2 separate regions of the Homo sapiens genome follow, and region 2 is linked to region 1. Evidence: chromatin loops called from intact Hi-C (ENCODE). Cell type or tissue: CD4-positive, alpha-beta T cell. All regions are shown on one strand. Links, peaks and the distances in the headings refer to the core of each region. The heading gives the core; the rest is flanking DNA. Region 1 overlaps FMN1 (formin 1). Region 2 overlaps FMN1 (formin 1).

What was found. Hi-C counts contacts between places; a loop is a spot of excess contacts. Peaks named below come from ENCODE experiments on the same cell type or tissue, not always from the same donor. Only the 100,000 strongest peaks of a DNase experiment are listed, where the experiment ranks them.
Region 2: it touches region 1 in a loop (2.6-fold over the local background); 4 of 110 quality-filtered maps call a loop at or near these places.

Annotation. Positions count from the first base shown.
Region 1 is chr15:33,125,336-33,128,250 of GRCh38, reverse strand. All of the region lies in intron 4 of FMN1 (formin 1), which reads left to right. Among named protein-coding and RNA genes, the nearest start is that of FMN1, 68 kb to the left of the region's middle. In CD4-positive, alpha-beta T cell, for the core only: no CTCF peak of the experiment used is centred there; a DNase peak (open chromatin) is centred at 1,600; H3K4me3 peaks cover 792 bases.
Region 2 is chr15:33,186,027-33,188,941 of GRCh38, reverse strand. The region is part of intron 2 of FMN1 (formin 1); the gene reads left to right. Among named protein-coding and RNA genes, the nearest start is that of FMN1, 7.2 kb to the left of the region's middle. RefSeq lists a silencer at 149-208. In CD4-positive, alpha-beta T cell, for the core only: no CTCF peak of the experiment used is centred there; no DNase peak of the experiment used is centred there.

The DNA of each region.
Region 1 (2,915 bases), core at 91-2,590:
GGTGTTGGAAATTATGGTCTTTGGTTGCTCGTAAGTCTGCTTTTTGCTTTTTTTCCCGGGAGCAATTTGTTTGCTTGCTTTATTTCTCCATCCTACTTCTGTTACACTCTCTACTGCTCCCATCACCATGGTGTCTCCTCTCCCTTCTTCTGGCCTCATTCTTGGTTTTCTTCTCCCATCTTTTTTGTCCTTTCTGTCACCTGACCTGTGTCGTGTCTGGGCATTCTGCTATGATTTGTCTATTTTCCCCTTCCCCCGTTGCCCTTCTGTTACCTTCCTTTCCCCTTTCTTTCCTTTCTCCTGTCCTGTTGCTGCCTCTTCTTCTATTTCCATCTGTCTCCATTTGTTGTAGAATAAAGAGAGGCATAAGATTCCTCGGAAACAGCACTGTCTCACTTCTCTCTTACCAACAGAATTTTTCAGGGAGACTGAGGAATGAGATCTTGGATGTGTGGCAAGATGTAGTTCTCTACAGACACTGCAAGTGGATGTGGCATTGGTTTCCCCTATCATTACAATATAACCTGCCTGAAACCACAGGTTCAGCATAGCTTACGTCCAAAGAGGGTTTCACAGCCCCAAGTGGAAGCTTCAGTTGGAATGGTGCTGAGTTTGATTGGAAAATACTTGTGTTTTAACTTCTGTCTTGGTTGACTAGCTTTAGGATGCTTACAGACTGGTTTCTGTTTTAAAAGGTTCACTGTTTAAAAACTTTATTCAGGTTGAGTTTAATGGAAAGTTACACTTGGGTTTCATTTAGTAAGTAATAGTTACCTATTTTTAGTGTTTTATTTACAGTTAGATGTAGGTTCACTCATTAACTCAAGGAAATAGTTGTTCTGGTCCATCCTTTGAGACTGGTAAAGTGGGTGGTCTGTGTATGAACAGAGTCAAGTTATTTAGAGGGATTTAGGGTCCAGGTTGAATGTGGAGGAGCATTAACCATGACGTTACTTATTTGACGGATTCTTGTTGTGAAGAATAAGGAGGGAGATCTGTGGTTAGGTAGTGATGATCCGACCAGTTGATTTTTCTTGAGATTATATTTTTGAGGAGAAACAGATCTGGCCTGACCTCCTCTCTGTTTGAGAGAATGTAACATGGGAAGTCTGCTACTGCTTGTTAACAGGATGCTATCTCGTTCATCACTCCCCCAACCAGCTCCTGATACAGTGCCTGGAAAACAGCAGAAAGCTTAATATGTCTTTTTGCAACATGCATCTTGCAGTTTTCTCAAACTCCCACATGTAGTCATGACAGCATCTTGCAAGCCTCTCCACAGAGTCAGCCAACCACAGTTCTTTGTCAGGAGTCACCTTACGTTTAATCAAGATGAAACGTTTATCCCACTTTGCAGTTATACAGCCACAGTTATTTATGGGTATCAGTTTTCCTTCCCAAAGTTTCAGAGCCAGAAGACTCGCCAGGAAGGCGGATCGAAAAGAGTTCGGGTTTCATGGCCCTGCAAACTGGCTGTTCCAGTAATCTGTCTTCCCTCCTTTCCCGAGTTTCTGCTCCAGCCTGCCTGTAGCGTAGATTGCTCTTTTATTGCCTTCGCTTCCTGTCTGCTGAGTTGGTCCCATTCTGGGCATGCTGCCAGGATTTGCAACTTAACACTTCCGCCCATTTCCTGCTGCTTCCTTTCTTCTTTCTGGTCTATTGAAGAATGGGCAGAAGTGCTAAGAACTTCAGCTAAATCTATGGAGTTTTTCAGTGAGTTTTGGAGGTACTCAGCGAATAAGAGGAGTAGATGTAGAGTTGGTCTGTCTTGAAAAAATTTTGGACGTTATGGGATCCACTCTGCCCTCTGCACCCACCTTCTCCTCTCACCCTCCAGAAGCTCTGGGCCTCCAGGCTCCTTTTGGTGCACACTGCGTGCTGCTCTGCTGGACTGCCTGCCCACAGTGACCTTCTGCCTCCTCTCTATTAGACTGTTGCCCATCCATGAGGGCCTGGTGCCGTACCTGCCTCACAGTGGTGTTTCCTTGATCTTTCCACCCATCTTCCTTCTCTGAAGTCTAGGAAAACTCTCTGTCTTTAGGTGGTGCTTAATAACACACCATGTCTCTAATGAGGATGTATGCTCCTCATGACCGGGGATAAACTCATTTAGTCAGCAGCTGTGGCAGCCACAGCTGCAAAAGCGTAACATTTACACAGTGCTTTATCACCTGCAAAGCCCTTTCATCCACCTTATCTGTTTTTCACAACTGCACTGTGAGTTTGGTATTACTGTTATCTCATGTGTAGATTTAGAAGCCACTTTCCTAACTTAGTGACTTACTGCACAAAAAAGCCTTCAACCGTGAATTGTTAGAGATGGTTTTTAGAAAGAAATTTGGCACTTTTCAATAGGCTATAGCCAATCAGTCATGCTTGAGAAGTTAAACATTTAGAGATTTAGTATTACTGATGAAGCACATTCTTGATGAACTACATGAAAATAGGAAGGGCTCAGTCACTAAAACAGTGGGAGTTTTTACCAAAATTTCACCATACAAAGTTGGCCATTTAACAGACTTCATTCTTAATTTTTTTTTTTTTTTGAGACACCTGACTAATTTTTGTATTTTAGTAGAGACGAGGTTTCACCATGTTGACCAGGCTAGTCTTGAATTCCTGACCTCAAGTGATCTGCCCGCCTTGGCCTTCCGAAGTGCTGGGATTACAGGTGTGAGACACCATGCCCCACCTATTCTGAATTTTTTTAAGCTGTAATTTAGATATCCAAATTTGAGAAGGGTTCATTTGAAGACCAGACATAACTAATTTGTATAACCCCATTAGATATTTCCTTTAAATAATCTTCTACACATATTGTCTTAGTGCACTGGTACATCTAGGAAGAGTCTACCTTTCTTCAACTAGAACTAACCTTCAAGACTGAATTTTAAAAGGAAACTATTTTCCTAAAT
Region 2 (2,915 bases), core at 135-2,634, 61 kb before region 1:
TCTTGTTAAGTGACAAGATATTTTTCTAGTTATACAGTGGAGAAAACTGAGATGGGAGATTAAAAGTGACTTGCCCAAGGTCACACACGGTCAGTGGCACAGCCAAGAATAGATCCAGGTCACCTGACTCCCTGGGCTTTGTTCATTACATCACTCAACTTCTCTTTAGGAAGTAACAGCCCTGCAGCCTACGAAAATGAAGGCAGTCAACTCTCAGACTCAGTTTCTAGGTCTTGACTTTTTTTTTTTCTTCATCTTTTGTTAAAATGTATCAATAGCTGCCACATTGCAGCACCATTAGCTAAATTCAGGAACTTAACAGAATTTATTAAGAAAAACAAAATTCTGATATCATAGTCACAAACTTGGCAAATGATAAAGCAAAAGGGAGACACAGCTGAAGACTCCAAAGTAGTTGTGCAGGGACCTTCTGCCTGAACCACATCTAAGAAGGAAGAAACACACAGAAGAGAGGAAAGGGAGATATAGTCTAAGACTATGTATAGAAAGGTATGACATGGACCCAGGGCAACAGCTTCAGGAACACTAAGGTCATGAATAACAAGAGGATTTGAAAAAAATGCTAACTCGACTTTTTTTTTGAGACAAAGTCTCCCTCTGTCGCCCAGGCTGGAGTGCAGCAGCATGATCTTGGCTCAACGCAACCTCTGCCTCCTGGGTTCAAGCAATTCTCCTGCCTCAGCTTCCTGAGTAGCTGGGATCACAGGCGTGCGCCACCACACCTGGCTGATTTTTTTTTTTTGCATTTTTAGTAGAGACAGGGTTTCACCATCTTGGCCAGGCTGGTCTCGAACTCCTGACCTTGTGATCTGCCCGCCTCGGCCTCCCAAAGTGCTGGGATTACAGGCATGAGCCACCGTGCCCGGCCAAAGTTGACTTTTTAAAAAGAGGGCTTTTAGCATTTCAATCAGTGCATGATGTACAAATCCAGCTGCTTGAAAAAGATGGGCCAAATTCACAGAGAGCAAGGAAGCAGAACTACTCAATTTTCATTTTACTCCTGTCATTTTCATTCAAGCCTTGCAGATAAGAGTCTCCATCTACAAAGACAGGTATATGAAAATTATCTCTTTATTTTTTAGAAACCATGTTCATTTCTATTTCAAGCCTTTTCTTTCTGGAAAAGTGGAAAACTTAACCTCAGTCCTTCTCAGTATTATACCACCCCCCAGAGTTGTGTCAAGGCTCCAGGGGACTGACAGTGCCACGGCATGGGAAGAGGGACCTTCTGGTCATTGAGGCATCAGAATGCATGGGTTACTCTGTAGCACCCAGTAATTCTGCTCTCCCAGCTCTCTCAGTTGTAGTCATCTGTGGCTGTGTCCCATTGGAGCTTGACCCACAGAATTCTTTTGTTGACATTTCCTATGGTTCCTACTTACCTAGATATAGCACGCAGGGCTCTAGGGTCTTGTGACCTCTCTGGGGACACTGCCAGGAAGTAGGGCCTGGGTGTCCTTCCTCCAGCATCCACAAGCCTCTTGCCTTCCTTTCCCAACAGCCCTGGGGAGATAATTCTTTTTTCAGGGTTCTTCAGGACTCTTTGTGTTGATAAATCTCACTCCTTTTTACATGCTTCAAGAAATTCCCTGTGTTCTAAGAGTTTAGAATTTTGAGAAACACAATCTAGGAATAATCACAGGCTATTTATCTTTTTCTCCTTACCACATACCTCTCCTGATGCAATGAATTCCAATTCTAATACCTGCCTTAGTGGGGGTTAAGCAAAGGGGAAAATACAAGGAGAAATAAAAGTAAACATAGATTAATATCAATGTTTCTGAATATTACTTTTTTTAGAAGTACAGCAATTGGGGATGTCTGCCTTGTTCATATCTACTTTCTTTTCTCTGGGAATGACCCCAATATATAGGTGTGGGGTCCCTGTAGACATGACTCTGTTCCTGGGCAGGACTAGTTAAACCAGGGATCTGGAAATCTGATCCAAGGTGGGCCAGATGGAATGTCTTCCCAAAACTGGAGTTTTGGGTTGAAGGACTGCATTGACTAAGAGTCACTGGAGTTAAGTCGCAGTAAGAGAAGTGCTCCAGGGAGATACCTGTGAGCCTGATGCAGGAGGCCACTGGAAGCCTCTGCTTTCTCTTCTTCCAACTCTTGGCCTTTCTACTCTTTCTCTGATTTTATGAAACTGCCCATGAATTTCATGAGATTCAATATGCTTCTCTTTTTGCTTAAGGTAGCCAAAATCAGTTTCATTTGCTCGCAACCAAGAGAAACTTAAGAATGGTCTTCAAATTTGCAAAGAAAGAAAAACATGATGAAGAGGAAACTGAAACTTAAGATAGGTGAAGAGATAGTAAGATAGAATCTGGCTATTTAAGATGTGTTTTTCTAATAATTTAAAGTGACAGTTGCAAGAACTGTATTTGTGATCCTGGCAAAACTTTCACTTTTATTTATTTTTTTTTTTGAGGAACATTTAAAACTGTCAGCACTGTTTTGTAGCAGGGTCACTGATAAACTAGAGAACAGTCAGAAATATGTAGGATTTTCGAGGCTAAACACTTTTCTATTTGAGGGCTTGCTGAAGGGCCTGGGATGGTTTACTCAGCATGAGAAAGTGTCTCAGGAAACATGATTGGTGGTCAGGTGTTTAAAGGGCCATTGGGCAGGAAAGGAGTTGGATATACTCACTGCAGCTCTGGAAGTGAGAAAAAAGCACCAATGAAAATAAATGAATGGAAATAGATTTTGACTTAGAAAAGGAGAGGTTTTTTTTTTTTTTTACATTTAGAGCTGTCTGGAAGGCCATGAGGCTTCCTTTTGGGGCACAGAACTCTTTGCAATAGAAGAGCTCAAGGTGAGACTGGAGAACCATTCACAAAGGTTGCATTGAAGGAGAGGGCCCAGCCTTGGGAAGGAGGTGGGATGAG